Regions from separate parts of the Homo sapiens genome. Here region 1 is linked to region 2. Evidence: read pairs that join two places in POLR2A ChIA-PET (ENCODE). Cell type or tissue: A673. All regions are shown on one strand. Links, peaks and the distances in the headings refer to the core of each region. The heading gives the core; the rest is flanking DNA. Region 1 overlaps IFT52 (intraflagellar transport 52). Region 2 has its middle 97 kb from the start of JPH2.

Region 1 (16,253 bases), core at 1,135-9,134, 440 kb after region 2:
GTAGAGACAGGGTTTTGCCATGTTGGCCAGGCTGGTCTTGAACTCCTGACCTCAAGTGATCTGCCCGCCTTGGCCTCCCAAAGTGCTGGGATTACAGGCGTGAGCCACTGCGCCTGGCCTATACATTGGGATTTTAAGGTCTACATGTAAAAAAAATAAAAATAAAAATGATTATACATACGGAAAGCATATATGGCAATATATTAACAATTTTTTAAAGTCTGATGGGCACACTGGTGTTTAATATAGTATTCTTCACACTTTTCTGTTTCAAAGTGGGTTTTTTATTTTTTTTGAGACGGAGTTTTGCTCTGTTGCCCAGGCTGGAGTACAGTGATGCAATCTTGGCTCACTGCAACCTCTGTCTCTCGGGTTCAAGGGATTCTCCTGCCTCAGCCTCTTGAGTAGCTGGGATTACAGGCGCACACCACCACACCCGGATAATTTTTGCATTTTTAGTAGAGACGGGGTTTCGTCATGTTGGCCAGGCTGGTCTTGAACTCCTGGCCTCAAGTGATCTGCCCACCTTGGCCTCCCAAAGTGGTGGGATTACAGGCATGAGCAACCACGCCCGGCCCTCAAAGTTTTGTTTTTTCTTTTTTTAATGTAAACAGTTTTATTTAGAAACAGGTACCTGTTTGCATTGTAGAATATAAAACTTGGCTTATGCTCTATAAACAATAACCATTACCCCAATTCAAGAGAGCTAAGCATTCACAGAACACACAATTAGTTTCAAAGTTTTCACATAAATGGGAGAAAAAATATATCCTTGCCACAAGCCATCCATGGATGAAGGCGAAAAGCCTACTGACCCTGTGGCAGAACAGGCCTTGCTTCCTCCAAGGCACCTTCTTGGTCAGGAGAGCGTGGTGGGAGAAACTCCTGGTTAGTAGGCAGATTGCCAGTCTCTTCCGCAACTAGGCCTCAGTTATCCCTTTGAAAAGTGAAAGTGGAAGTTGGATTAGATTCAGATAGAACCAAAAAGTTCCTTGTAAGATTACAGGTGTTTATTCTAGTTACCTATTGCTGTATAACAAATTACTCCAAATCAGTGGCTTAAAACTGCCATTTTAAGGCCAGGTGTAGTGACTCATGCCTGTAATCCCAGCATTTTGGGAGGCCAAAGTGGGAGGATCGCTTTAGGCTAGGAGTTTAAGACCAGCCTGGGCAATATTTATTTCTATAGATATTTATTTGTTTTGGGGTAAAGTGCTATGATGTCTGCAATTTCATCTCAAATAAAAATAAATAGAGATGGGGTCTTGCTATGTTGCCCAGGCTGGTCTCAAACTTTTGGGCTCAAGCAATCCTCCCGCCTTGGCCTCCCAAAGTGCTGGGATTACAGGCATGAGCCACTATGCCCAGCTCCCCACAGCCCAAAAATATATATATATAATTTTAAAAATTTATATTTATTTTTTGAGACGGAGTTTTCACTCTTGTTGCCCAGGCTGGAGTGCAATGGCGCGATCTCGGCTCACCACAACCTCCACCTCCCGGGTCCAAGCGATTCTCCTGCCTCAGCCTCCCGAGTAGCTGGGATTACAGGCATGCGCCATCACACCTGGCTTTTTGTATTTTTAGTAGAGACGGGGTTTCACCATGTTGGTCAGGTTGGTCTTGAACTCCCAACCAGGTGATCCACCCACCTCGGCCTCCCAAAGTGCTGGGATTACAGGCGTGAGCCACTGCACCTGGCCTATTTGTTTTTTTTAAGTAGTTAGCATTTAATGAACCTCCCTCCATGTGGCCTCAAGCCACCAGGACACAGGTCCCCTTGACACCCTTAATCTTCTCAGCTCTTCTGCTGAAGAATTTGGCCTTCACAATGACAGGCTGCTTTGGGAGCTTTTCCTTTCCCAGAACTTTGTAGTAGCCCGATTGCACCACATCAATGAGGGGAGCAGCCCCAGGCTTGTTTTTAGCAGCATTCACCTGTGTCTGCTCACTGACCAAAGTCCACAATTTGTCAAGGCTGACAGCTGGGCAGAAACTCTGGTTTCTCTTTTTTTTTTTTTTTTTTTTTTTTTTTTTTGAGACGGAGTCTCGCTCTGTCACCCAGGCCGGACTGCGGACTGCAGTGGCGCAATCTCGGCTCACTGCAAGCTCCGCTTCCCGGGTTCACGCCATTCTCCTGCCTCAGCCTCCCGAGTAGCTGGGACTACAGGCGCCCGCCACCGTGCCCGGCTAATTTTTTGTATTTTTAGTAGAGACGGGGTTTCACCTTGTTGGCCAGGATGGTCTCGATCTCCTGACCTCATGATCCACCCGCCTCGGCCTCCCAAAGTGCTGGGATTACAGGTGTGAGCCACCGCGCCCGGCCACTCTGGTTTCTCTTTAAGTAATACCTCATACCAACTTTCCCAAAGTAACCTGGGTAGTATTTGTTGAAGTTGATCCTGTGGTGATGCATTCCACCAGCATTACTGTGGCCTCTGGGGTGCTTTTGGAGCTTGCCTATGCGGCCATGGCCATGGCTCACATGGCCCCGAAGTTTCTGGGTCTTCCTCAGTCTGGATGGCATTTTGGCGGCTCAGACGAAAGACTCTCTCTCTCTCTCTCTCTCTCTCTCTATATATATATATATATATATATATTTTTTTTTTTTTTTTCTTTTCTTTGAGACGAGTCTCACTCTGTCGCCCAGGCTGGAGTGCAGTGGCCCGATCTCCGCTCACTGCAAGCTCCGCCTCCTGGGTTCACGCCATTCTCCTGCCTCAGCCTCCCAAGTAGCTGGGACTACAGGCGCCTGCCACCATGCCCGGCTAATTTTTTTGTATTTTTTAGTAGAGATGGGGTTTCACCGTGTTAGCCAGGATGGTCTCGATTTCCTGACCTCGTGATCTGCCCCCCTCAGCCTCCCACAGTGCTGGGATTACGGGCATGAGCCACTGCGCCCAGCCACTCAATGTATTTTAAAATACATTTTTTAAAATTAGCTGGGTATGGTAGCATACACCTGTAGTCCCAGTTACTCGGAAAGCTGAAGCAGGAGGATTGCTTGAGCCCAGGAGGTTGAGGTTACAGTGAGCTATGATCACACCAGTGCACTTCAGCCTGGGCAACAGAGCAAGACCCTGTCTCAAAAAAATCAAAAACAAGGCTGGGCGCAGTGGCTCACGCCTGTAATCACAGCGCTTTGGGAGGCCGAGGCGGGTGGATCACTTGAGGTCAGGAGTTTGAGACCAGCCTGGTCAACATGGTGAAACCTTGTCTCTACTAAAAATACAAAAAATTAGCCAGGCGTGTTGGCACGTGCCTGTAATCCCAGCTATTGGGGAGGCTGAGGCAGGAGAATCACTTGAACCTGGGAGGCAGAGGGTGCAGTGAGCTGAGATTGTGTCACTGCACTCCAGCCTGGGAGACAGAATGAGACCCTGTCTCAAAAAACAAAACAAAACAAAAAAACAAAAATAAAAATAAAAACAAATATAACAAAATGGCAGTGAGGGCACACCTTCCTTCCCATTTTATTATATTCATGGATTCTGGGAGTCAGGAATTCACAAAGAACACAGCAGGGATGGCTTGTCTCTGCTCTATGACATCTGGGACCTCAATTGGGATGACAAAAGGCTGAGGTGCTTGATGGTTGGGGCCAGGAGTCATTTGGAGGTATCATCATTCATGTTTGGCAAGCGATTTATACCAAGATGCTGGTATAGACTGAGATCTCTGGCTGTTGGCCAGAACACCTATACATGGCCTATCCACGTGGCCTTGGACTTCTTACATGGAGGCTTGTGTTCTAAAGGTGAATGTCCCAAGATAACCAGGCAGAAGCTGTATAGCCTTTTATGAACTAGCCTCAGAGGTCACCAGCATCACTTCTGCCACGGTGCCAGATTCAAAGATTCAGAGGAGGGAACAGAGACCCCACCTCTCAATGGGAGGAGCATCAAGCCCACAGGATAAGAGAAGAGCATTTGGGTTGGGAGACAATCATTGAACACATTTTGGGTATGTATTTGGAACACACTGCCACAGCACTCCCCAGGCCTGTCCTCTAGCTGCTTATCTCCCAGCTTTGAGCTAGAGCCCCCAAATTCTTCTGCCCCTGGAGTGGCTTCCCCGTTCCCCAGTGCCCTGCCCTGGCTGGCAACTCTGAATAAGCCGTGTACTAGGGCTTGAGTATGGGAGAGAATGGAAGCCTATGAACAGAGCTTTACCATGAAGAAATCATTTGAAACTCAGGATTTGACTTGAGCTGTTCTTCCCAAGCTTTTAAATTTCTAACACTACTCTTTGACAAATGATTCTCATGACTTTAATTAACCACTCCATATGAACAACTCCACTCTTGAGACTGGACATCTTTTCTAAGCCTAAATTAGGGATTTCCAGCCATTTACTAGTTATTTCCACCTGTATTAATTGCCATAGTCTCAACTGGACTCTTATGCTCCAAAACCACTCATCCTTCAGACTCCCCATCTTTTTTTTTTTAATAGAGTTTCCCTCGTTACCCAGGCTGGAGTGCAATGGCATGATCTCGACTCACTGCTACCTCCACTTCCCGGGTTCAAGCAATTTTCCCACCTCAGTCTCCTGAGTAGCTGGGATTACAGGCGCCCGCCACGCCAGGCTAATTTTTGTATTTTTAGTAGAGACGGGGTTTCACCATGTTGGCCAGGCTGGTCTAGAACTCTTGATCTCAGGTGATCTGCCCGTCTCGGCCTCCCAAATTGCTGGGATTACAGGCATGAGCCACCGTGCCTGGCCTAGACTCCCCATCTTTTAATAGCTGCCCCCACTGTCCCAGGAAATCAAGCCCCAAATCTTGCCAATCTAACTTTCAACACCCAGACCAAAGTGTTTCAAAATGCCACCTTTCCTATAATACCACCTTAGTCCACATCCTTATTATTTGCTCTTGGGGTTGTATCAAACTCTTCTGTAAATGACCATCCTTCTACCATTCCCATCTTTATAGAACCCACCAGCTAAACTATTCCCATTGTGCAGCAATGGGAATTGCTCCTCCCCTCCCCCCTCCCCCCTTTCCTCCCACCTCCCCTCCCCTCCCCTCCTCTCCTCTCCTCTCCCTTCTCTCCTCTCCTATCCTCAGTGGCTCTGCAACCTTCCATCTGGCTTTCAGAGTTCCCCAAAGCTGGTTATCTGTGTATGTCAGTACACTGCTGTGCATTTCTATACACCAACTGCACCATTCTGACAGGTGCAGTCTCTCCCATTGTCCCATGACAATACCCTCTAGCCTCCTTGGAACAGATGATTAAATTTGGCCCTACATTATAACCCAAGATGATGATAGAACTGAGTGCTTCAGGAAGCCAGAGGACAGGGAAGAAGCATGGGTGGCCCATTCTGGAGTGCAGTGGTATGATCATAGCTAGTGCAGCTTTGAACTCCTGGGCTCAAGCAATCCTGCCACCTCAGTCTCCCAAATACCTGGGACTACAGGTGTGTGCCACTATACCTGGCTAATTTTCATTTTTGTAGAGATGGACTTTCACTTTTGTTCCCCAGGCTCAGCTTCTAAATCAGGAGTATCTAATCTTTTGGCTTCCCTGGGCAACATTGGAAGAATTGTCTTGGGTCACACAAAATACACTAACAATGGCTGATGAGCTAAAAAAATAATAATAATGGCCGGGTGCAGTGGCTCACACCTGTAATCCCAGCACTTTGGGAGGCCGAGGCTGGTGGATCATGAGGTCAGGAGATCGAGACCATCCTGCCTAACACAGTGAAACCTCGTCTCTATTAAAAATACAAAAAATTAGCCAGGCATGGTGGTGGGTGCCTGTAGTCCCAGCTACTTGGGAGGCTGAGGCAGGAGAATGGCATGAACCTGGGAGGTGGAGTTTGCAGTGAGCCAAGATAGCGCCACTGCACTCCAGCCTGGGCAAAAGGGCGAGACTCCTTCTTAAAAAAAATAAAAAAAATAAAAATAAAAATAATAATAAACACATCTATCTCTTAATTTTTTTTTTTTTTTTTGACAGTCTTGCTCTGTCACCCAGGCTGGAGTGCAGTTATGTGATCTTGGCTCACTGCAACTTCTGCCTCCCAGGTTCAATGATTTTCCCCACCTCAGCCTCCCAAGTAGCTGGGACTACAGCTATGAGCCACTATGCCTGACCATGTCTGGCTAATTTTTTTTTTTTTTTTGAGACAGTCTTGCTCTGTTGCCCAGGCTGGAGTGCAGTGGTACAACCTCAGCTCACCACAACCTCTGCCTCTGGGGTTCAAGCGACTGTCCTGCCCCAGCCTCCTGAGAAGCTGGGATTATAGGCCTGCACCACCACACCCGGGTAATTTTTGTATTTTTAGGAGAGACAGGTTTTCGCCATGTTGGCCAGGCTTGTCTTGAACTCCTGACTTCAAGTGATCCATCCACCTCGGCCTCCCAAAGAACTGGGATTACAGGCATGAGCCACCGTACCAGGCCTCTACACCTGGCTAATTTTTGTATTTTTTGTAGGGACAGGGTTTCATCCTGTTGGCCAGGTTGGTCTCTATCTCCTGGCCTCAGGTGATCCACCCACCTTGGCCTCCCAAAGTGTTGGGATTACAAGCATGAGCCACTGCACCTGGCCTCATAATGTTTTAAGAGTTTACAAATTTGTAGGCCGGGCGCGGTGGCTCACGCTTGTAATCCCAGCACTTTGGGAGGCTGAGGCGGGCGGATCATGAGGTCAGGAGATCGAGACCACGGTGAAACCCCATCTCTACTAAAAATACTAAAAATTAGCCGGGCGTGGTGGCGGGCGCCTGTAGTCCCAGCTACTCGGAGAGGCTGAGGCAGGAGAATGGTGTGAACCCAGGAGGCAGAGCTTGCAGTGAGCCGAGATCGCGCCACTGCACTCCAGCGTGGGTGACAGAGCGAGACTCCGTCTCCAAAAAAAAAAAAAAAGTTTACAAATTTGTTTTAGGCCACATTCAAAGCCGTCCTAAGCCACATGCAGCCCATGGGCTGCGGGTTGGACAAGCTTGCTCTACATGGTTGTGTCCTATGGGCAACTGGGAGATGAAGGGATGAGATCTATATAAGGAAGGTATCTGTCTACTCTTTTATCTTCTTCTTTAGGTACAGTGGGGTAAACAGACTATGGGTTAAGTTCTGTATCCTTTTTTTTTTTTTTTTTTGAGACAAGAGTCTTGCTCTGACACCCAGACTGGTATGTGGTGGTGTGATCTCAGTTTACTGCAACCTCCGCCTCCCGGGTTCAAGTGATTCTCCTGCCTCACCCTCCCGAGTAGCTGGAACTACAGGTGTGTGCCACCATGCCCGGCTAATTTTTTGTACTTTTAGTAGAGATGGGGTTTCACCATGTTAGCCAGGATGGTCTCGATCTCCTGCCCTCGTGATCCACCCAACTCGGTCTCCCAAAGTGCTGGGATTACAGGCATGAGCCACTGCACCTAGCCTCCCATCCCCCCCTTTTTTTTTTGAGACAGAGTCTCACTGTCACCCAGGCGGGAGTGTAGTGGCGTGATCTCGGCTCACTGCAACCTCTGCCTCCCAGATTCAAGTGATTCTCCTGTCTCAGCCTCCCAAGTAGCTGGGATTACAGGCACATGCCACCACACCTGGCTAACTTTTGTATTTTTAGTAGAGACAGGTTTCACCATGTTGGCCAGGCTGGTCTTGAACTCCTGACCTCAAATGATCCGCCCGCCTCGGCCTCCCAAAGTGCTGGGATTACATGAGTGAGCCACCGTGTCCAGCCACTGTTGTATCCTTTCAACCGGTCCAGAAAGCTGTACAGTATTTACAACAAGCTTGAGAGTTAATTATGTCTTTGATAAAAGACTCAAATCCAGAACTGGGGTTGAGAAAAAAAAATCAAGACTGTTTCATAGGGTATAAAAAGACAGATGCAACCATACATTTAATTTTTAAAAATGGAATGTATCTTACATAAGGATTTTGTGAAAAATCTTATACCTATCTGAGTATTACAGAAGATGCATATACCTTCCAGAGCTCATGGAGGAAAGAGTGTATAAACAATTTTGATAAGGAGTTGAAAAACAATTTGAAAATAGTTTACAAAGAGAGAATCAGGAGGCAGAAAAAGCTTCAAGAGGCATGGTCTTCAGAAATTGTTCTGGAATGCTGTTTCACTTGTATCGATGTCATGTTCCTGGATGAGAGAATAAGACACAGAATTTTAGTATTTCAGTATAAAGCCTGAAATGTAAACTCTTCAGTGCTTTGGACTTTAGAGATTCTGAATCTTTATTAATTAGGACATATACATAATATCTGGCTTTAGGGCTGAATCCAACCCAAGGATCAAATTTTGATCCTTTTGCCCTACCATGGCAGGGCTTGTGACCACTGCCCACCACCCACCATGATGAGTAACAAACAGAGTTGAAAGCACTGGTGCAAAGACCACACCAGACTTCTTATATTGGCCTCGGGTGTCTGTCCTAGCATGCCACCAGAGTGAGTACTGCTGGGAACCTACCTGACCTCCCATCCCATCATTCACTGCTGAGCAGCCACATCAAAACCCTCATCTCTGGGTTCCCTTCATGGATGGCACTTAGACCACGGTAACTGCCAATACACTTCTGTCTCCCACTACACAGAGCTCTGAGAGGCACAGCAAGAACCGCAATCATCTTGTTCACTGCTATGGCCCCAGCCTCCAGCACCATGCTAGACGTGGAGAGTAAAACACTGCCAAATGAGCATCCGGCACAGCCAGCTTCCTTCCAGGAGAGGCTCAGAACCTAATTGGTCTTTCCACTCAGCATCTGAAATCCTAAGCTTGAATTTTGCCTGCTTACATTAAACAACAAAACACTCTTTTTTTGCTGCAAAAGTGACACAGTCACTATAGAATTTTTTTTTTTTTTTTGAGACGAGTCTCGCTCTGTCACCCAGGCTGGAGTGCAGTGGCGTGATCTCGGCTCACTGCAAGCTCTGCCTCCCAGGTTCATGCCATTCTCCTGCCCCAGCCTCCCGAGTAGCTGGGACTACAGGTGCCCGCCACCACGCGCGGCTAATTTTTTTTTGTATTTGTAGTGGAGACGGGGTTTCACATGTTAGCCAGGATGGTCTCGATCTCCTGACCTCATGATCCTCCTGCCTCGGCCTCCCAAAGTGCTGGGATTACAGGCGTGAGCCACCGCGCCCGGCCCACTATAGAAATTTTAATAAAGAAGGAAAATAAAAATTAAACACTATCTTTTTTTTTTTTTTTTAAACAGGGTCTCACTCTATCACCCTGGATGGAGTGCAGTGGCATGATCACTGCTCACTGCAACCTCAACCTCCCCAGGCTCAGATGATCCTCCCACCTCAGCCTCCCAAGTAGCTGGGACTACAGGTGCACACCACCACACCTGGCTAATTTTTGTATTTTTTTATGGATGTGGAGTTTCTGTTGCCCAGGCTGGACTAGAACTCCTGGGCTTAAATGATTCACCTACCTTGGCCCCCCAAAGTGCTGGGATTGCAAGCGTGAGCCACTGTGCCCAGCCCAAGGATAAATATCTTCTTTTTTTGGGGGGGACAGAGTCTTACTCTGTCACCCAGGCTGGAGTGCAGTGGCATGATCTCAGCTCACTGCAAGCTCTGCCTCCCGGGTTCACACCATTCTCCTGCCTCAGCCTCCTGAGTAGCTGGGACTATGGGCACCCGCCAACACGGCCGGCTAATTTTTTGTATTTTTAGTAGAGACGGGGTTTCACTGTGTTAGCCAGTATGGTCTCGATCTCCTGACCTCGTGATCCACCTGCCTTGGCCTCCCAAAGTGCTGGGATTAATTACAGGCGTGAGCCACCGCACTGGGCCCCAAGGATAAATATCTTTATGTTATTTTTTTATTATGCAAAATAATTCTATGTGTGTATTGTATTCTGTAAAGAAAGTAGAATCTCTCTATATACTGTTCTTTAGTCTCTCCCCACCACATATTTACTGTATCACGAATGTATTCCCAAGTCCTTAAACTTTTTTTTTTTTGAGTCTTACTCTGTTGCCCAGGTTGGAGTACAGTGGTGCAATCTTGGCTCACTGCAACCTCCGCCTCCCAGGTTCAAGCGAATCTCTTGCCTCAGCCTCCTGAGTAACTGGGACTACAGGCACGGGCCACCACACCCAGCTGATTTTTTTATTTTTAGTAGAGATGGGGTTTCACCATGTTGGCCAGGCTGGTCTCGAATTCCTGACCTCAAGTGATCCGCCCACCTCAGCCTCCCAAAGTGTTGGGATTACAGATGTGAGCCACAGCGCCTGGCCCAAGTCCTTAAACATTTTTATTTTTATTTTTTATTTATTTTTTTGAGATAGAGTCTCACTCTGTCTCCCAGGCTGGAGTGCAATGGCACGTTCTTGGCTCACTGCCAACCTCTGTCTCCCGGGTTCAAGCAATTCTCCTGCCTCAGCCTCCTGAGTAGCAGGGACTACAGGTGCACGCCACCACACCTGGCTAATTTTTGTATTTTTAGTAGAGAGGAGGGTTCACCATGTTGGTCAGGCTAGTCTTGAACTCCTGACCTCGTGATCCACCCGCCTCAGCCTCCCAAAGTGCTGGGATTACAGGCGTGAGCCACCATTCCTGGCCAAACATTTTTAAAAACATTTTTTATCTTATGGATGTACCCTAGGATACTTAACCAGTTCCCTATTGATGAAGATTTTTCTTCTATAAAATAATGTGGCACTGAGAATCCTGGTTGATAAATCTGTACGTATTCCGAATTATATTATTAAAACAAATTCTGAAGATTAGAATGGGTCAACGGTATATACATTTTAGGGCTTTTCAACAGTATTATAAAAATATCTCCAGACAAGTGGAACCAACTTATTCTCCATCAGTAGTGTATGAATGCCTATTTACCAAAGCTGGTTGGGCATTCAATTTTTGAAATCCTTGGAAAAAAGAAGGCCAGGGATAATTTTGAAGTTCTTGGTCCTCAGTCAGAGAAAGATGATTTCTTTTTCTTTTTTTTTTGAGACAGAGTCTTGCTCTGTCGCCAGGCTGGATGGACTGCAGTGGTGTGGTCTTGGCTTACTGTAACCTCCGCCTCCCAGGTTCAAGCAATTCTCCTGTCTCAGCCTCCCGAGTATGGGAGCTGGGACTACAGGCATGCACCACCACGCCCAGCTAATTTTTGTATTTTTAGTAGAGATGGGGTTTCACCATGTTGGCCAGGATGGTCTCAATCTCTTGACTTTGTGATCTGCCCGCCTTGGGCTCCCAATTGCTGGGATTACAGGTGTGGGCCACGGTGCCCGGCCTGAGAAAATCATTTCTTACATAAGGTGATCACCTCATGTTCTACTGCTCTGTCCTTTCCTCTGTTCTCTTGTCACACTGGCATCACTGCCGTTCGTCAAGCATACCAGGCACAGCCCAGCCTTAGGAACTTTGCACACATCTCCCCTCTGCCTGGGACACTCCTCCCCCAGATATCTGCATGGCTAAGTCTCTCAACACCTTCAAATCTTTGCTCCAATACAACTTTGCAATGAAACCCACCCTGATCTCCCTATTTAATACTCACCAGTCATCATGGCCACACTCAGCACACTTGATCCCTCTTACCCAGCTCTATTTTTTTGTTTTTTTTTTGAGACAGAGTCTCACTCTCTTACCCAGGCTGGAGTACAGTGGTGCCATCTTGGCTCACTGCAACCTCCGCCTCCTGGGTTCAAGAGATTCCCCTGCCTCGGCCTCCCTAGTAGCTGGGATTACAGGCGTGCACCACCACACCTGGTTAATTTTTATATTTTTAGTAGAGATGGAGTTTCACCATGTTCGCCAGGCTGGTCTCAAACTCCTGACCTCAGCTGAACCACCTGCCTCGGCCTCCCAAAGTGCTGGGATTACAGGTGTGAGCCACCACACCCAGCTGTTTTTTTTTTGTTTTGTTTTGTTTTTTTGTTTTTTTTTGAGACAGAGTCTCACTGTTGCCCAGGCTGGAGTGCAACGGCACGATCTCAGCTCACCACAACCTCTGCCTTCTGGGTTCAAGTGATTCATCTGCCTCAGCCTCCTGAGTGGCTGGGATTACAGGCACGCACCATGATGCCCGGCTAATTTTTGTATTTTTAGTGGAGAGGGGGTTTCACCATGTTGGTCAGGCTGGTCTCGAACTCCTGACCTCGGGTGATCTGCCTACCTCAGCCTCCCAAAGTGTTGGGATTACAGGCGTGAGCCACTGCGCCCAGCCTCCACTTCTTTTATACCAAAGCACTTACCATTTTCTAGCATCCTATGTGACTCACTTATGTTTACTGCTTATTGTCTACATCCTCCAGCTAGTATATAGGTTCCATAAGTACAGGGTTTATTGTCTGTTTTGTTCACCTAGTAGATGCTTAATAAATATTTACAGGCTGAATCAACGTCATAAAACATGGCAAGCACAGTCCATGGAAGATACCAGTACTGGAGGGGCTCCCACTACACTGTGCCTTGTAGGCTCTGTACCTGGTTCAATTTCTTGAACTCCACCACTTGGAAGAAGACGTGCTCAAGGATATGTTTGGCATCCTGTTGGTCCTTTGGTAGTTTACTGGTTACTCCAAGAATATCACCACACTTCCTGACATAAAATTCCAGGTCTTCTTCAGTACCTAAGACAGTTGGAGTAGTAGTTAGATTAATTCTTAACTTCTGCCCTTCCCAAAGTACAGACTTAGTGTGTTTCAGGTATGCCCTGTCATGTTTCCACATTTCCTAAGATCACTCACCTCTTCCTAAAGTAATGTGACTACAGGATTTCAACACTGAAAAACCCTAGAGCTCTCTAATGTGCTGCTTTTATAATAAAAGCACTCCTAATCAGAATAAAACTGGACTGGTACTGGCTTTCCTATTCCTCAGATCTAGTATTCCTACATTAGAAAGAACAGGTGCAACAGTAGGAAATCAAATTATCATTCCCTGAATGCAACAAAGATGACTATAGAGAAGCATATGGGTAATTAAAAATAGCATTTACTAAAACAATATTGTATTGGCTGGGCGTGGTGGCTCATGCCTGTAATCCCAGCAATTTGGAAGGCTGAAGCAGGTAGATCACTTGAGGTCAGGTGTTCAAGATCAGCCTGGCCAACATGGCAAAACCCCATCTCTACTAAAAATACAAAAATTAGCCAGATGTGGTGATGCAGGCCTGTAATCCCAGCTACTCGGGAGGCTGAGGCAGGAGAATCACCTCAACTGGGGAGATGGAGGTTGCAGTGAACAGAGATTGCGCCACTGCACTCCACCCCGGGCAACAGAACAGACTCCATCTCAAACAAAACAAAACAAAACAGCCGAGCGTGAAGGCTCACGCCTGTAATCCCAGCACTTTGGGAGGCCAAGGTGAGCGGATCACGAGGTCAGGAGTTCGAGACCAGCCTGGCCAGCATGGTGAAACCCTGTCTCTACTAAAAATACAAAAAAATTAGCCGGGCATGGTGGTGCGCACCTGTAATCCCAGCTACTCGGGAGGCTGAGGTAGGAGAATTGCTTAACCCTGGGAGGCGGAGGTTGCAGTGAGCTGAGATCACGCCATTGCACTCCAGCCTGGGGGACGTGGTGGCTCACATCTGTAATCCCAGCACTTTGGGAGGCTGAGGCAGGTGGATCATCTGAGGCCGGGAGTTCGAGACCAGCCTGACCAACATGGAGAAACCCTATCTCTACTAAAAATACAAAATTAGCCGGGCGTGGTGGTGCATGCCTATAATCCCAGCTACTCAGGAAGGCTGAGGCAGGAGAATCGCTTGAACCCGGGAGGCAGAGGTTGCAGTGAGCTGAGGCTGTGGTGAGCCAAGATCGTGCCACTGCACTCCAGCCTGGGCAACAAGAGCAAAATTAGGTCTCAAAACAAAACAAAACAAAACAAAACCCCAAAAAACAAACAATATTATAGAAAGAAAATTAAAGAAAAAAATCACCCATAATTCCACCAACAACATAGCTCTGTGAAGCCATCCTCTGGAGCCCTACATGTAGGATAGACAGCCATTACTGCCCTTCTCACATTATACTGTAATTTCTTTCTTCCTTTTTTTTTTTTTTTTTTTTTTTTGAGACAAGGTTTGGCTCTATCACCCAGGCTGGAGTGCAGTGGCATGATTTCAGCTCACTGCAACTTCTGCCTCCTGGGCTCAAACCATCCTCCCACCTCAGCCTCCCAAGTAGCTTGGACTACAGGTGTGTACCACCACGCCTGGCTGATTTTTTGTATTTGAGACGGGGTTTCACCATGTCGCCCAAGCTGGTCTCGAACTCGTGAGCTCCAGCAATCCACCTGCTTTGGCCTCCCAAAGTGCTGGGCTTATAGGCATGAGCCACTGAGCCCAGCTGTAATTAATTTATTCTCCCTCTGATTTGCATTTTAAGTTTTGATAGAAATGTATGTTTTTTACTAAGACATTCAAACCCACAGCTGTATCAATGTTTCATCCTAGTTCTACTGCCACCAACTACCTAGAATTATTATTGCTATGTATGCTTCTGTGTGTAAATGTAAGTTTTCACAAAAATGGGATCAAACTAGAATAGTTTTCTAAGTTGACTTCATCATTTAATGATGTATTATGGACATTCCGAATCAAAGTTTATGCCCTGCATTTTTTTTATTTTCTTTTTTGTTTTTTCAGATGGAGTCCCACTCTGTCACCCAGACTGGAGTACAGTGGCGTGATCTTGGCTTACTGCAACCTCCACCTCCCGAATTCAAGCAATTCTCCTGCCTCAGCCTCCCAAGCAGCTGGGATTACAGGCACCTGCCACCATGCCTGGCTAATTTTTTATTTTTATTTTTAGTAGAGACAGGGTTTTACCATCTTGGCCAGGCTGGTCTCAAACTCCTGACCTTGTGATCCACCTGCCTCGGCCTCCCAAAGTGCTGGGATTACAGGCATGAGCCACTGCGCCTGGCCTTTTCTTTTCTGAGACAGGGTCTCGCTCTGTCAACCAGGTTAGAGGACAGTGGCACAATCTTAGCTCACTGCAGCCTTGACTTCCTAGGCTCAAGCAATCCTCCCACCTGGGCCTCCTGAGTAGCTGGTACTACAGGAGTGAGCCACCATGCCCGGCTAATTTTGTTTATTCTTCTATAGAGAAGAGGTCTCACAGTGTTGCCCAGGCTGGTCTCAAGTGATCCTCTTGCCTCAGCCTCCTAAAGTGCTGGGATTATAGGTGTGAGCCATCGCACCCAGGCTACATTTTTCTTTTAACAGGTATGTAATATTCTATTTTGTTTCTATTTATTTATTTTTCAGAAACAGGGTCCTTTGTCACCCAGGCTGGAGTGCAAGGTGTATCATAGCTCACTGCAGCCTCCAACTCTTGGGCCCAAGTGATCCTCCCACCTCAGCCTTCCAAGTAGCTAGGAATATAGAAATGCGTCACCGCACCTGGCTACTTAAAAAAATTTTTTTTTTTAGATGGAGTTTCGCTCTTGTTGCCCAGGCTGGAGTGCAATGACACGATCTCGGCTCACCGCAACTTCCAACTCCTGGGTTCAAGCGATTCTCCTGCCTCAGCCTCCCCAGTAGCTGGGATTACAGGCATGCGCCACCACACCCAGCTAATTTTGTATTTTTAGTAGAGAAGGGGTTTCTCCATGTTGGTCAGGCTGGTCTTGAACTCCCAACCTCAGGTGATCTGCCCACCTTGGCCTCCCAATGTGCCGGGATTACAGGCGTGAGCCACTGCACCCAGCCTTTTTTTTTGTTTTTTTGAGACAAGGTCTCATTATGTTGTCCAAGCTGGTCTTGAAATCCCAGCCTCAACTGATCCTCCTGCCTTGGCTTTTTGAAGTGTTCAGATTATAGGCATGATCCACCGTGCTCAGGCAATTTTTTTTTTTTTTTTTGTAGAGATGGGGTCTATGTGACCCAGGCTTATTTCATACTCTTTTTAACCAATCCCCCTAATGATGGATGGACCATTAGACTGTTTCCAATTTTTTGAATGCTATAATTAATATCTATATCTTTTTTGTCTTGCATTTCTACAAGGATTTCCATAGGACAGTTGCTAGAAACAGAAATGCCAAGTCAAAGCTGCTTCTTCACCGTTCTGTGATTCCTCCTGGACTCATCACTATGTCCTGCTCATTTTTGACTGCCCAGGACCCACAGCAATGCCTGCCACAGAAGAGAGATGCAGTAAAGGTCTTCGTTTACACTGAACTGTTTCCATTTTGCTTACTTCTTTCTGGGCTTTGGGCACATACAGATGTTACTGACATAGCTGGTATCCTCTTGTACATGCAGTTTTATATCTTGCTTTCTTCATTCAGGATTCTCTCTT
Region 2 (16,253 bases), core at 3,217-11,216:
GGCCTAGTATATCTTGTTTCTTCTGTAGTTTGCTGACCTAAGCCAATTCAAGGCACTTTATCTTGGAAATGGACCACTGTATACATTATTTCCTTCACATGGATGTGCTTTGGTCAAGGAATAGGCCGAGGCAGACATCCAGGCCTGCATGACTCAGCAGGGTTGGGGTGCAGGCTCACACCTCCACTTGTTATATAACTGTTTGTGTAAGTTCATACTTGGCTCTACGCCACTATTGTCTGTAAAAGGTATGACTGCCCTGCTGACACTGCACGGGGCTCTGGGGACATGGCTGGGCTTGGCTCTTGGGCATGGCTTGACGTGGTTGGGTGCGCTGGTGCCCAGAGGAAGAGAGAGCCAAAGCTGTCCGTCTTGCAGGTGGGCAGTGGGGAGCCCGGAACCAGCTTGTGCCCAGAGAAAGAGTTAAGCTGCTGACCCTGAAGGCAAGGGAGAGCCGGCAGCACAGCGGTGTATGGGAGCAGCCCACTCAAGCAGCTAAAACAGGGCGGACGGTGTGAGAAAACTACTGATGAGAGAAGAGTGTGTAAGAGCTGTTGATGAGAGAGCTGCTGAATAAAACTACATTTCACCTGCCTATGGCACCCGCCCAGTGTTTTTCACCTATCTGCCCATCCGCCCACTCCCCTTGGACCTCAGTATGGGCCCGAACCTGACCCCAAGCAGGACATTTGGCGTAGTTGTGGACCTGACATCCGGCTCCTGTCCTGTTCCCCAAATCTCCAGGATCCAAAGCCTAGATGATCCTTTATTTTCTATAAAGCAAGACATGAGTTTGGTACTCATTTTTGTAGCCGATAGGGCCCTCAAAAGGAGTCGTTAAAACCCAGAAAACTTCGTAACCAGGCCCGTGAGCTGCTTGCTTGGGCCCACTCCCACCTGTGGAGCGCTTTCCACTTTAATAAATCTCGCTTTCGGAGAATGGCGTGAGCCCAGGAGGCAGAGGTTGCAGTGAGCCAAGATCACACCACTGCACTCCAGCCTGGGCGACAGAGTGAGACTCTGTCTCAAAAATAAATAAATGAATAAAATAAAATATCATTCCCTGCTTTCACTGCTTTGTTGCTTTGTTTCATTCGTTTGTCACTTTGTGTGTTTTGTCCAATTCTTTGTTCAAAACACTGAGGACCCGGACAACTCACACTCAAGGCCCTCCATCTGGTAACAGAATAGTTGTGATAGATACCATGTGGCCCGCAAAGCCTAAAATATTTCCTTTCTGTCCCTTACAGAAAAGGTTTGCCAGTCCCTGGTATAGATAATTCAAAAGCATCCACTGAGCAGACTCCCTCAGGGAGCCCAGGAAGTCCTTGGTCTTAAGGCCTGGTGGAGACATGAGCTTTTGCCATCGCATGTTTTGTTTTATAGGAAATAAAGGATCATCTAGGCTTTGAGCCCTGGAGATTTGGGGAACAGGACAGGAGCTGGATAGGGATGATTAAAAACAAAATCAAATGCCCTTTCTAAGCTTCACTAACCTGCTAGCTCTAGAATTGGAGTTACTCCATCAAGATTGTGGAAAAGAGGGTGCTGTCCTGGTGATAGTGAGTGAGTTATCAGAAGATCTGATTGTTTAAAGGTGTGTGGCACCCCCCTCCCTCCCACTCCACCTCCCTCTCTTTCTCCTGCTGTCACCATGTAACAGACTGCTTCCCTTCATCTTCCGCCATGAGTAAAAGCCCCCTCAAAGCCTCCCCAGAAGCTGGATAGATGCTGATGCCATCTTTGAAACTGTAAACCTATAGAACCATGAGCCAATTAAACCTCTTTTCTTGTAAATTACCCAGTCTCAGGTGTTCCTTTATAGCAAGGCAAGAATGGCCTAATACAATGTCCACGTCCTAGTCCCCAGCACCTGTGAGCATGTTACCTTGCATGGCAAAAGGGAATTGACTAAAGTTGCTATCATCTGTCCTTGAGTTGGGGCGAGTAGCCTGGATTATCCAGGTGGATCCAATCTAATCACACGGCTCCTTAAGAGCAGACAACCAGTGGCAGCTGCGGTCGGAGAAAGGGATGTGGTGATGGAAGTAGGGTCACCTACACACTATGTTGCCGGCTTTGAAGATGGAGGAAGGGGGTCTCTGGAGGCTGGAAGAGGCCAGGAAGCAGATACCCTCCTACAGCTTCCTGAAAGGCACACGGCCCTGCTGACACCTTAATCTCAGCCCAGTGAGACCCTTGCTGGACTCTGGCCCACAAAACTATGAGATAATAAGGTAAGGTAAGACATTTGTGTTGTTTTAATCCACTACGTTTTGGTAATTTTTAATACCAGGAAATTTAATAGTAAAATAGTAGAAAATGAATACAGAGGGTGAGCTGGGTCCACCTCTTGAAATCACTATCTTGCCAGATTTTCTCATGTCTCTGATATCATTTTTGGTTGTCTAAATATATTTAGGATCATGTTATGTTTTAGAGCTAGAAAAAAAACCTCAGCGTGTCTTGTGAATGTCCTATTTTATGCTTGAAAATAAAATATTTGAATCTAATTAACTTCATCTTGTTTATCACTGATGGACAGAGACTCAAATTTAACTGTTATTCCCAGTCTGGAGTGATTTGCATCATACGATCAGTCTCTCTCCAAAAGCATTGTATAAAGAGGATGTATGTTTATTTTATTTTTGTTTTATTTTATTTATTTTTTTTTGAGATGGAGTTTCACTCTGTTGCCCAGGCTAGAGTGCAGTGGCACCATCGCGGCTCACTGCAACATCCGCCCCTGAGTTCAGGTGATTCTCTTGCCTCACCCTCCCGAGTAGCTGGGATTACAGGCGCCTGCCACCATGCCCAGCTAATTTTTGTGTTTTTAGTGGAGATGGGGTTTCACCATGTTGGCCAGGCTGGTCTTGAACTCCTGACCTCAAGTGATCTGCCTGCCTTGGCCTCCCAAAGTGCTGGGATTATAGGCATGAGCCACCATGCCTAACCAAGGGGATGTATGTTTATTGTGCATAATCCCTGCATGAGCAAACTTGATAAATGTAGACTTCATTTTAGCAATTTTTTGAAAGTCAAAATAATACAGATTGTGTAAAGGTTATGTCAATTATTAAATTTTTAGTTTATTTCCACTTATGTAGGCATCTATTTTTGTGATGTGACTTTGGAGTACTTCCTCTCTTTAATCTGTTGCATATTATTGGGTAAGCTATTCAACCTCTTCACCAAATCATGAAATCTGCTTGGAACATTTGTAATAACAGATTTTAAGGAGCAGTTTTGCATTTTCTATTTATTTCAGTCATAACAAAAACATTGTAACAGATTTTTCTTCTACGTGCAGAAACATGGACAAATTATACAAACATAATGCTGGGTGAAACTAGACAGACCTAAGAGACTCCGTCATGATATCACTTACATAATGTTCAAAAACATTCGTAATCTATTGTGTTAGAAGTTGCTTGGGGGATGGAGGGATATTGGGAAGTGGCGCAGTGGGAATTTTTAGGATGCTGGCAATGTCCTATTTTTGATCCAGGTGTTGGTTTCATGAGTATATTCACTTTGTAATAGGTTTGTCAGCTGTCTCAAGACGTGTGCATTTTCTGGATGTATGTTTTATTGAAATTAAAAGCTTTATTATGAATAAAAACATACCAGAATCACTGGGGGACACAGCCAATACAGTGCTTAGCTAAGAACTCCTACCATTGAATAGGTATAGCAATAAATATATTACAAAGAAAAAAGTTTAATTTTCAACTCACAGTTAAGAAATGGACAACAATAAAAATAACAATGAAAAGGGCCAGGTGCAGTGACTCACACCTGTAATCCCAGCGCTTTGGGAGGCCGAGGTGGGTGGATCACTTGAGGTCAGGAGTTTGAGACCAGCCTGGCCAACAAGGTGAAACCCCGTCTCTACCAAAAATATAAAAATTACCTGGGCATGGTGGTGGATGCCTGTAATCCCAGCTACTTGGCAGGCTGAGGCAGGAGAATCGCTTGAGCCCAGGAGGTGGAGGTTGCAGTAAGCCGAGATTGCGCCGCTGCATTCCAGCCTGGGTGACAGAGCGAAACTCTGTCTCAAAAACAAAACAAAACAAATATCAATGAAAAGATGTGGAAGGGAGAATTAATAAACACAAGTACCTAGAATAATCAGAAAAGAGAAAGGAAATAGTAGAACTGGGAATTGTTTCTATGAAAAAAAATACTAGCTAGTGTAATAAAAAAGCAGGAACATACAAAATACTGCAAATGACCATAAAACAAAAACGAAAAAAATATTGAGACTATTTTATGCATATAAATGTGAAAATCTAAGACCAGCCAAGAGGTAACTTCCCTTCTGGATCAACAAAAGAAGGGACTAAACAATGGTTTGCAAGACACTGTACATCGATCAACAAAGGACAGTGATCGCTGAGAAGTGGGAGACAAATGGAGTGAGCCCGGTTATGGACAGAATTGTGCCCCTCCCACCTTAATTCATATGTTGAAGTCCTAACCTTCAATATAAATATATTTGGAGATAGGGTCTTCAGGGAAGTAATTAAGGTTAAATGAGGTCATAAGTGTGGGACCCTAGTCAGATAGGATTGGTGTCCTTATAAGAAAAGGAAGAGGTGAGGCATAGTGGCTCACGCCTATAATCCAAGCACTTTGGGAGGCTGAGATGGGAGAATTGCTTGAGCCCAGGAGTTTGAGACCAGCCTAGGCAACTGAGAGAGACCCTGCCTCTTTAACTAAAACACACACGCACACACTAAAAATCTCTCCTTTCCCCAGTGCAAGCACAGAGTAAAGACTTTACAGAGTAAAGACAGACTTTACAGAGTAAAGACAGACTTTACAGAGTAAAGACTTTTTACAGAGTAAAGACTTTTTACAGAGTAAAGTCATGGAAGGACATTTACCAGCAGGGGGCAGGTTCTCAACAGAAACTGAATTTGCTGTCATCTTGATGATGGACTTCCAGCCTCCAGAAGTGGAAGAGCATAATGTCTGTTGTTGAAGCCGCCCTGTCTGTGATCTTTTGTCGTGGCAGCCCAGGCTAATACAGTCTACAATTGACCCAGTGAGTTTTCAGGTCGCAGTGCCGAGACAGGGAACTTGGCAGAATCCGTGAGTTGAGGACACTGGCTGAGAGCCTGGGAAAACCAAGGTAGGCAGATTTCTCAGGACAGAGTCCCAGAGAGAAGAGAATTACACACAGCACCCCAGGTGTTTGCAGAGTGTCTCCCTTACTTGGCAGATTGCTGATCAGTGCATGTGTGAGATGGAACTATGTGAGACCGGGGGAAGACATGCTCCCTCAGGACCAGGAACAGTGTCTGCTCCCACAGTCAGACTGGACAACCTTAAGATTCACAGGGCTTCAGCTCAAGTGCCGTCTGCTGGGCGAGACCTTCTGTGACCTCCCCAGTTAGGTGTTTTGTTTGTTTGTTTGAGGCAGTCTCACTCTGTCACTCAGGCTGGAGTGCAGTGGCACCATCTCTGCCTCCCTGCAACCTCTGCCTCCCGGGTTCAAGTGATTCTCCTGCCTCAGCCTCCTGAGTAGCTGGGATTACAGGCACGTGCCACCATGGCCAGCTACCTTTTTCTATTTTTAAAGTAGAGATGGAGTTTCACCATGTTGGCCAGGCTGGTCTCGAACTCCTGACCTCAGGTGATCCATCTGCCTCGGCCTCCCAGAATGATGGGATTATAGGAGTGAGCCACCACACCCGGCCCCCAGTTAGTTTTGAGCTTCCTGCTTCTATGTATAGTCTCTTGCACGTGACTGTTTGTTTATATCCAGTGTGTTTTCATTCTCAGAAATTATCTTCTGCACATCCTTATATTTTTATTCTCTGCTTCCCTTAAAGGGTCATTTCCATGACAGAAGGAATGTTATTGTCTTCTCGAAGGCTGTATCCCCAGTACAGAGAATAGTGCCTGGCAATTAAGGAGTTAATTACAGGTGAAAGTTATGATGCAGCTAACAGACATAGAAAGGTATAAAATGAAAGAAGGGTGGGGAGGTAGAAGGGAGTTAAGTTCATCAATAGCAGTAGGGAGACAAAAGTTATAATAGAAAAGCTCAATTAATTGAGGTTTAAGTGCATTGTTTAAAGGTGTGATGTTTCTAAGGGGGGGGTGGAATCAAAGTAATCTTTCAAAACCTTTAGAGGAATTTGGGAAGAAGTAATGTCAGAGCTGATAAATCAAGAAAGAATGGTATAAATATATTACTTAGAGTTATACTAGGTAGTCATCAGGAATTACACTGTGAGAGTTGCGTTGGTGTGGAGAGAGGGGGTGGCAAATTACTGCTTTCTATAATAGGTCCGTAAATATTTAATTTCTAGCCATAGGGATGTATTGCTTTGATTAATTTTTTTCTAATAGAGGAATTCAAACACAGGAAGAAACCTTAGATAAATCTGTAAAGGACTAGGATGAGAGATTTCATTCATTAATTTTTGGGAAGCATGCGCATAGAGAAAGCGTCTCTTATTCTTTCTCAGATAGACACGCGTACATACGGAGTCGGTTCCCTTTCCTCTTGTGAATCATTTTGAACCAAGAATAATTAGAGCACCTTTGTATAGTACTTGGTATTTTGGATTTGCATTTTTTTTCCAGGGTTGGTGGTGGTTCTATTCCAATGTTTCAGGCCCTTAAAAAAGGACTTGTTTATAACATGAGTCCAGAAGCTGTCACATCAGAGGGCGTGTTCCCAGGCAGGTGGAGTGGGAAGGGACTTCCTGAGGCAGACACCAATGTTGTCCCTAAGTGGATGGCCCTTGTGGTTGTGGCATTTGAAGCCACAATGTCAGGAAGCGCATGGTCCCTCCTCTGTGTCTGGGGGCAGGAGAGAGGGCCTGACCATCGCTTATGCAGGCAAATAACTCCACCTATGGTGAGAATTGGCCTTGCAGAGTCTGAGGGCAGTTATCCAGGGTCACTATCTTGATCGTCACCAGCTGTGTCCAGTTGGAAAATCACCCTTCCAGCTTGTTCACTTCCAAATGTGGGACTGTGGGGCATTTCCTGGCAAGGCTGTGGACAAAGATCTGTCAGCCCAGGGCCTCAAAACAGCTGAGCTTCCAGCTCTGCAGCCTCTGCCTCCTTTTCCTCTAGGCATGGCCCAACATGCCTTTGCTGTGTACAGAAGGACATTTACCCTTTTTGGGAACTCTGGTTTCTGGTATGACCAGGTGTGGTGTTTGCACCCATGAAGTTAATATGTAGGTATAAGGTGAGGTTTCAGACATGGATTTGGGATTAGGACCAGTTAGAAACACCTATACATCACCTGTGATTCCCTTGGGAAGAGTCTGCTATTTGGGGGGGATAGCACCAACCCCCAGAAAGTGCCCCTTGGTGATTATCATGGGTCAAGGCATGTTTTATACACTCATGGTATGGATGAGAGCTTTTCAGACCTGCCAAATGTTGAACATCGTTTGATGTTTCTGAAAGGGAGCCTGTCTCTTGTGGATTGTGGTTCATGCACGTGGAATATTGTTTTCTGGTCATGTAACCAAGAGTTAAGTCTGCAAATACAGGTCAGTAATTGCTGGAGATGTCAGATAACCAGGTGTATCAGCTAGCTTATGCAGCACAACAAACCACCCCAGACTCTGTGACTTAATACAACAACTATTTATTGAGCTCACAGCTCTGTGGGATGGCAGTTTGGGGTAGGTTCATGTGGGCAGTTCTGCGATTTCGCCAAGTTTGGTTTATCTCAGCTGGAACTCACTCGTACATCTGAAGTTGGCTGCTGGATGGGCACAGGGCTTTCTGATGTCAGCTGGGGCACCTTCCTTTTCTCTGCAGGGTCTCTCATCATCCAACAGGCTAGCATGGGCTTGTTCTCATGGTGATGGGTCTGACCAAGAGCAGTGAGAGGGCAAGGCCAATGAGCAAGCACTTTTCAAGTTTCTGCTTGCATAATGTTTGCTGCTGTCTCATTGGCTAGAGCAAGTCACATGGCCAAGTCTGGCGTTCTTGTCAGAGTCATTAAACAAAATCAGAGCCGTTCCTGCAAGCTGTGCACAGCACCAGGGAACAGCTGACAAGGAGCCCAATGTTTCCATCCAAACATACCTCAGAGCAGGGAAAATGGCTCCTGTTATCCTAAAAGAAATCGTGGCTCCATTTTGCTGCTCCTCAACAATGTCATGTGTGAACCTCTGATCCCTTTGGTGGGAATGGTGATAATAAAAATAATGATTAGTGACATTGATAATGACAGCTAACCTTGTTTATCACATTCCAGACACTTCTAATTGCATACAAGGATTATCTCATTTAATTCTTAGAGCCATGAGAATAAGAAGCTACATATACCAACATTACATATATCTCAAAAACCTGTAAGTGGAAAATGATATTTATAGTATGAGAAATTTACATAAAATTCTAAAACACATAAAGCAATATTATATATCGTGGATATTTACATTTGTGTTTAAATAATGGAAATGATTAAAAAAACAAACTCGAAGCAGCTACTTTCAGAGGAGGATGGAAACTGGCAGAATGAAGCACATGGGAACTTTGACTATAACTGTGTGTGGGGAGTTGAGTTCTGACTGAAGTTTAAGATTGGTGGAGGTTGCCTAGGTGCTAGTTATATTCTCTCTGTACTGTTTATACATCTAAAATATTTCAGAAAGAAACTAGAGGTTGCTTCACCCACAAAAATACTTCATTGTATTAAAAATCTACACTAAAATCAATGGATCAATGGAATAAGATTTTTAAAATCCAGAAATGGACCCAATTTTCTAATTAAAGGAGTGTCACTCAAAAAGGTGAAATGGAACCTTTAATACATAGCAAAGAGACAACTGGGCAACCATTTGGGGAAAAAGTAAACTTAGATCCATGGCTCATACTTTGCACTAAAGTCACTCGCAAATGGATTGAAGATTTAAATATTTAAAATGAAAGTACAAAAAAGGTGGTGGTGAGCTCTCAGCCTCTGGGAATCACAGCTTTATAGAATGTGAGGTTTGGAAGTGACTTTATGGGTTACCTGTACCACAGGCATGCACTACCACACCTGGCTAATTTTTGTATTTTTAGTAGGGATGAGGTTTTGCCATGTTGGCCAGGCTGGTCCTGAACTCCTGGTCTCAAGTGATCCATCCACCTCGGCCTCCCAAGGTGCTGGGATTACAGGCATACCATCTCTTTTATAGATGGGGAAACTGAAGGACAGGGGTAGAAGTGTATTTTTACCCAGACATTGAGCCCTCTCAAATTGGCACTAGTGCCGGAGTTTCAACTAGATCCCAGGTTGTGGAGCAGAGTTTCTGTGTGCTGGTGAGCAGCTTGCCTGAATCTGGTGAGATAGAACACCCACGTACACAAGTTACATGAAATGAAATGGGTTTATTACTTACAGACAGGCAGCAAGGGACAACAGAAGCCTGGGATTCATTGTAAGCCAGTCCCCCAGGCTCAGGAAATCTGCCCGGGGTGAATGGAGTCTCTGTGTGTGTGCCCCAATTGTACCACATCTGAGATACCCCAAAAGACAGCCCAGCCCAGGTTGTATACTTCAGGGGCAACACGATAGGCTGGGCTAAAACACCTAAGGATACCCCGTTTGTAGGGGAAAGAGGAATAGAGCCTGGGCTGTTGTAGCCAGTTCCTGCGTATCTCAGGATATTGCATTCCCAGCACACGCCAAGTTAGTCCTGAGAACCTTAAGCAAAAAAGTGGGTAGCTGGGCATTGTGGCTCACGCCTGTAATCCCAGCACTTCAGGAGGCCAAGGCGGGTGGATCGCTTGAAGTCAGGCGTTCGTGGCCAGCCTGGCCAACATGGTGTAACCCCAACTCTACTAAAAATACAAAAATTAGCCAGGTGTGGTGGCACACATCTGTAATCCCAGCTACTTGGGAAGCTGAGGCAGGAGAATCGCTTGAACCCAGGAGGTGGAGGTTGCACAGTGAGCTAAGATCACACAACCGCACTCCAGCCTGGGTGACAGAGTGAGATTCTGTCTCAAAAAAAAAGTTGCGGGGGAGGTGGGCAGGGGTGGGGGGCAGGCAAGGAGAACTGGGTTGATGGGTTGGCCCAAGGCCGCCTGGGGAACTGTCCTGCACAGATCAACCAAAAGGTAATATTCAGTGACGACTTGTGCACCAGGCACTGTGCCAGGACTTTACCTAGATGATCTTATGTTTTCCCACCAAATGAGCTAGTTGCTGTCATTACGCCCATTTTACAAATGAGGAAGTTGAGGCTGCGTGAGGTGGCTGAACGGCCAGCGATGTGGCCTATGTGCTCTGCCGCACTGCATTCCCTGGAAGGGTGGTGGCTGGTGTGCCCATGGCTCTGGCGGGAGTGGGCAGGGCTGCAGTGGAACAGTGCCTCAAGGATAAGTTGGGGCAGGATATGGGGAAGATAGGAGGACAGGACAAGGAATTTGGAATCCAGCAGCAGCAGCTACGTGCAGGGGGAGAGTTTCCTCTCCTTTCACACAAAGCTGGCCATGCACTTTCTATCCTAGATGAGCCAGCTGTACCCGTTCCAGCTGCAGCAATGGCATTGGGGCCAAACCAGTTTTTAAAAGGCTCTGGCTGTGGGAAGTGGAGAATCTGCTGCCAGCCAGACACGGCCAGGGTGTAAACTGGAAAAAGGCTTCTCTTCCTCCGGTCATTGTTTTTTACAGTAATTCTCCATCTTTGATATACAATATTTATGGGGTACATGTGATATTTTGGTACATGCATACCATGTATCATAATCGAAGCAGGGTAGTTAGGATATCCGTCACCTCTCCCCCAGGGATTGTTGGAGTCAGGATGGCATTGCACAGCCTGAACAATCACAGGTGGCCCTGGGGGCTGACTGAGGCGGAATGGGACGCTCACTCTAGGTGAATTGGGTGACAGTGGTCATGGCCAAAGTGTAAAGACGGAGTTCGGGGAAGGAGAGAAGGAGGGGGTAGGGGCTCTGGCACTGGGCCTTAAACAGTAGCATCCAGTTAGGAACTGCAGTTTCATAAACCAAGCTTCTTTTTATCATATTGCACACCAATAAAAAGTACAAGGGATTTGGGAGGCTGAGGCGGGTGGATTGCTTGAGCCTAGGAGTTAGAGATCAGCCTGGGCAACATGGTGAAACCCCATCTCTACTAAAAAATACAAAAAAACTTGCCAGGCATGATGGTGTAAGCCTGTAATCCCAGCTACTCGGGAGGCTGAGGCAGGAGAATGGCTTGCACTGGGAAGGTGGAGGTTGCAGTGAGCCAGGATCGCACCACTGCACTCCAGCCTGGGCAACAGAGCAAGACTTGGTTGCAAAAAAAAAAAGTCAAGGGATGGCTATACACAGCTGCAGGAATGAATCTCGTAAAATGGTGCTGAAGAAAAGCCAGACAGAAAAGATAACCATATATGAGTCCATTTATATAAAACGATAGAACAGGAGGCAAACTCAGTTTATGGCAATAACAGTTAGGGTGGTGGTTACCTGGGGAGGTGGTGTGGAGGGAGGTGGGTGAAATCACTGAGGAACAAGGGCACGTGGGAACTATTGGGGTGATGGAAACGTTCCATTTTGTTTTGGGTCATGGCTACAGAGATGGAGATGTGAAAATGTATCCTTTAAAAACAAACCAACCAAAAACAGCCCTTCTAAATCAGCATCCAGCGTGTATGCAACATACAAGAAATCAGGCAAATGCTATGTGGCTTCCTCCCAGGCGAACTCCGCTGCACACACAGGTGCCACGCTCTGTGCTTCACACACAGCTACCCCAGATGCCGCGTGTGCTCCCGCCAGCAGCCTGCCACACCGAGGCCACAATGTAGGTTTGGGGTTGGGCAGCGGAGGGTGCAGCACAGGGTGAACGTGTTCTCCCAAGCCTGTGGCATGGCTGGGGCTGCCAGCACTGGTTTAGGTGGGCAGGGGCTCTCCTGTGCTGCTCCAGGACTCAGGCGGGAGCCCATGAATCTTTACCTCTGCCACTCATGCAAGTTAGTATGTTTGCCCTGTTGCCCTTAGATGTGGCGTCTTTTTTTGCAGTGCCCAACCTAGACACATGTGCATTCATGTCTTGCCCGTTAGACTGCCCAGGGCAAACCACGTGGCTTCAAACCATTTTCCCACACTTCTCACCTGGTACGGGGAGCAGCTCTGTGGTGGTTTGAATTCAGCATCTCAAGTTGGCAACAAGTGTGCAGAAGCATCCAAAGTCACAGGTAACGCTCCATGGGGTCCTGGACCTGGATGCCAGCTTCTGACCCCCACCTGGGACTCACTTCATAAGGTAGAACACAAGGGATTCAAGGTTTCTGGGGGGCCAGGCACGTGGCTCATACCTGTCATCCCAGCACTCTGAGTGGCAGGAGGATCACTTGATCCCTGGAGTTTGAGACAAGTCTGGGCAACATTGCAAGACCCCCATCTCTACAAAAATAAAAATAAAAATTAGCCGGGCATGCATTGGCATGTGCCTGTAGTCCCAGCTACTCAGGAGGCTGAGGCCTCCCTTGAGCCTGGGAGTTCAAGCCTGCAGTGAGCCATGATTGCACCACTGCACTCCAGCCTGAGCAACAGAGTGAACCTCTGTCTCTAAGAAAAAAAAAAAAGATCTGGGGATTGTGGGTTGTGTCCTGCAAATCTCAAGGCAAGTTCCAAGTGATCCTGAAGCGGGAGACTGTCCCATTGGTGGCCCTCAGGGAGCCTGCTGCCGTTCCCACGCTTATACAGCCCCTGCCCTGGGAGCTGTGCTGATCCTGTTACTTACTTTAACCCAGTGGTTCTCAATCCAGGATGGCTTTGTCCTCCAGGGGACATTGGGCAATCTCTGGGGACACTTTTAGTTGTTGGGCCTGGTGGGGGTGCTACTGACAATGAGTGGAAGCCAGAGATTCCACTAAACATCCTGGAACACAGAGCAACCTCCTCCAATTCCTCTGCCCTCCGCAAACAGAGTGAGACCATTCCAGTGTCAATGGGGCCTACGCTGAGAGGCCCTGCCTTGCCGGATGAAGCATGGCGGGGTGATGCTCCGTCAGTTCTGGGATCAGCCTTTAAGACGCCGTTAGCTTCTGCTGCATCTTCAGGCCCCAGCCACCATGCAAGTGAGTTTCCCAGCACTGCCATAACAAGGTACCACAAACTGGGCAGCTTAAGGCAACAGAAATGTATTCTGTCTCAGTTCTGGAGGCTAGAAGGCCAAAATCAAGGTGTTGGCAGGGCTGGGTCCTTCTGGAGGCTCTGAGGGGAGAATCTATTCCATGCCTGTCTCTTGACTCCTGGCAGTCCTTGGCATTTCATGGCTGGTGTTGGCATAATTCTAGTCTCCTCCTCTATCTTCACATGGCCTTCGTCCCTGTGTGTATCTGTTTGTCTTCCAACCTCCTTAGAAGGACATCTGATGTTGGATTTAGGGCTTAACCTAATCCAGTATGACCTCATCTTAACTAGTTAACATCTGTGAAGACTTTGTTCTCATCTCTGCAGATATAACTAGTTAAGATGAGGTCATATACAACCATACATTAGGTCGTATTTTGAGGTTCTGGGCAGATATGAATTTTGGGGGTAGACTGTTCAGCTTGCCACACCATGTTAAGAAGTCCAATTCAGCTGGTCATGGTGTAATCCCAGCACTTTGTGAGGCTGAGGTGGGTGAATCACTTGAACCCAGGAGTTCAAGACCAGCCTGGACAACATAGTGAGACCCATCCTTTACAAAAAAAAAAAAAAATAGAAAAATTAGCCAGACATGGTGGCGTGTGCCTGTAGTCCCAGCTACTCAGGAGGTTGAGGTGGGAGGATCACCTGAACCCAGGGAGGTCGAGGCTGCAGTGAGTCGTGATCATGCCACTGCATGCTAGCCTGGGTGACAAGGTGAGACCCTATCTCAAAAAAAAAAAAAAAAAAAAGCCTGATGCCCCTAAGACCACCATGTGATGAGGGAGCCCAAGCTAGCTCCATGGACAGGCCACATGGATGGAGAAAGAAGAGAGACGCCCAGTCAACCCCAGATGTTTCAGTCATCTCAGTTGAGCTCTGGATATGGAGAGAAGCCGTCTTTGATGCTCCAGCTCCAGTGTCCTGTCGCCCTAGCCAACCACGTGGAGCAGGAGAGCCATCTAGTCAACCCACAGGTTTGTGAGATAGAATGAATAATCATTTTGACCCGTAAGCTTGGGGATCCTTCATTACACAGCAATTGATAACTGACATGAGGCCAGGGCTGAGCTGCTATTGACAGTATTGTCCACACTCTCACAGGTGAGATAATTCCCTCTCCCAGATCTGAGGTGTACCATAGGGCTGTACAGCCTCACGCCTGAGCATGGAACTCTAGTCTGGCCTAGAGAGCTCCTGCCTTCTCCCTCCTACGTCCCTGGCCACCCGCAGCCTCAGGATAGCCCCGGTCACGTTCTCTTCACCTGGCACTGATGTGAGGGACCGAATGAGCATCTTGCTGAGGGTTTCTTTAGAGGGAGTTGGGATGCCTGGCCTGGCAGAAGTTCTTTTGCCTCAGAAGCCTGCAAGAGGAGCTGGGGCAGAAGGGAGACCGTGGGTCTGCAGTGCGCAGCACAGGCCCCAGAAGGCGGGCAGCCAGCCAGGTAACTTCTCAAATGTCATCCTTTGCTTCTGGTCAGCACCCAGCCTGTCCCCAGGAACAATTCTAGTCCCTGGAAGCCCAGCTCATGAGTCACATGGTATTTGTCTGGAAAGGAAGTCAGTTGGTAGGTAGTTCTGGCTCACCAGATGAGTAGTTAAAATTAATTGACCAGATCATACACCCACTTGGGGAAACAGTTTGACAGGTTTTATTTTGAAGTTAAACATATACCTACCCTGTGATCAAGCATTTAAACTCCCACGTATTTACCCAAAATAAATGAAAACATATGTGCAAAAAGACTTGTACAAGAATGTTCATAGCAGCTTTAGGCATAATTGTCAAAACCTAGAAACAACACACATGACTCTCAACAGGATAACAGAAAAACAAACTGTGCCCGATCGCTTAAAATGGAATCCTGTTCAGGGACAAAAAGGAAGAAATTAAAGACATGCAGGGAACAACATGGATGAACTTAAAAGCCATTAAGTGAAGGAAGCAGACACATAAATATGTACATACCCAGTACTTCCATTTGTATGAAATTCTAGAAGAGGCAAAACCTAGCTGTAGTGACAGAAATCAGAGCAGTGGCTGCCTAGAGCAGTGGGGGCAGGGGTTGGCTGGAAAGGGGTGTGAGAGATTTCTAGGGTGACAGGAATGTCCTGTAGCTTGACTGGGACATACACGTGTATCAAACTCATCAATCTGGCCAGGCGGGGTGGCGCACACCTGTAATCCCAGCACTTGAGAGGCTGAGGTGGGCCAATCGCCTGAGGTCAGGAGTTGAAGACCAGCCTAACCAACATGGTGAAACCCCATGTCTACTAAAAATACAAAAATTAGCCAGGTGTGGTGGTGCATGCCTGTAATCCCTGCTACTCGGGAGGCTGAGGCAGGAGAATCCCTTGACCCCAGGAGGTGGAGGTTGCAGTGAGCCAACATCACGCCACTACGTTCCAGCCTGGGCAACAGAGCAAGACGCAACCCTCCATCTCAAAAACAAGAAAACAAAACCACATCAACTGTACATCAATCTAAAATGTGGGCATTTTAGAGGCTGTAAATTATACCTCAATTTAAAATGAAAAAAAAAATTAAGATCTTTTAAAAGCAAACATTAGCCAGGTCCTAGCTTTCCCAAGCCAAATGTCTGTCCATCTGTCAGTTATGACCAGTCACACATTTGGCCAGTGACATTTGTCAGGGTGGGTCAGAGTGTCAGTTTGATAATTCATGCTCATGTGATCAATCTGACAGTAGGGTAATGGGCTGGATCTTGGTCAGCAGCAGCCTCTTGGATTTGGAGGTGGAAGGGATGGCTTCCCATTGGGTAAACATTGCACCATGGTGAAGGGTCAGGCATTGGTCTGCCTGGTTCCCACCCAGGCTCCCCCGCTGTCAAGCTCTGTGACCTTCGGCAACTCACTCACCCTTCTGAGCCTCAGTTTTCTCATCTGTGAAATGTGAACAATCATTGCATCTATCACATGGGGTTGGCGAGATGATGAAATGAGCCAATGGGTCTGCAGTGCCCAGCAGAGGCCCCAGCACACGTGCTCTGGCAGTGGGATCTGTTATTCCTGTTTTTATTTCTCCATCTGGCGGCAGGAAAGGATACAAGTGGAGGCACCTTTCCTGTGTTTCCAGGCAGATGCTGCCGCTGTTTGCTGGAAGAAGAG

Evidence for each region. Peaks named below come from ENCODE experiments on the same cell type or tissue, not always from the same donor. Only the 100,000 strongest peaks of a DNase experiment are listed, where the experiment ranks them.
Region 1: POLR2A ChIA-PET joins it to region 2 with 15 read pairs; 2 of 35 experiments call an interaction of 5 or more read pairs at or near these places.

The regions. Positions count from the first base shown.
Region 1 is chr20:43,638,797-43,655,049 of GRCh38, reverse strand. IFT52 (intraflagellar transport 52) reads right to left here. Exons shown (of 14, transcript NM_016004.5): 13 at 12,426-12,571; 14 at 7,751-8,114. The coding sequence ends at 8,067. It overlaps LOC124904906 (a long non-coding RNA gene), which reads right to left and starts at 1,127. Exons shown (of 2, transcript XR_007067593.1): 1 at 816-1,127. It also overlaps the pseudogene RPL27AP. In A673, for the core only: no CTCF peak of the experiment used is centred there; no DNase peak of the experiment used is centred there.
Region 2 is chr20:44,081,824-44,098,076 of GRCh38, reverse strand. No RefSeq gene overlaps it. Among named protein-coding and RNA genes, the nearest start is that of JPH2, 97 kb to the left of the region's middle. RefSeq lists an enhancer at 7,794-8,088. In A673, for the core only: a CTCF peak has its summit at 4,872 (motif pointing right); DNase peaks (open chromatin) are centred at 4,916 and 7,946.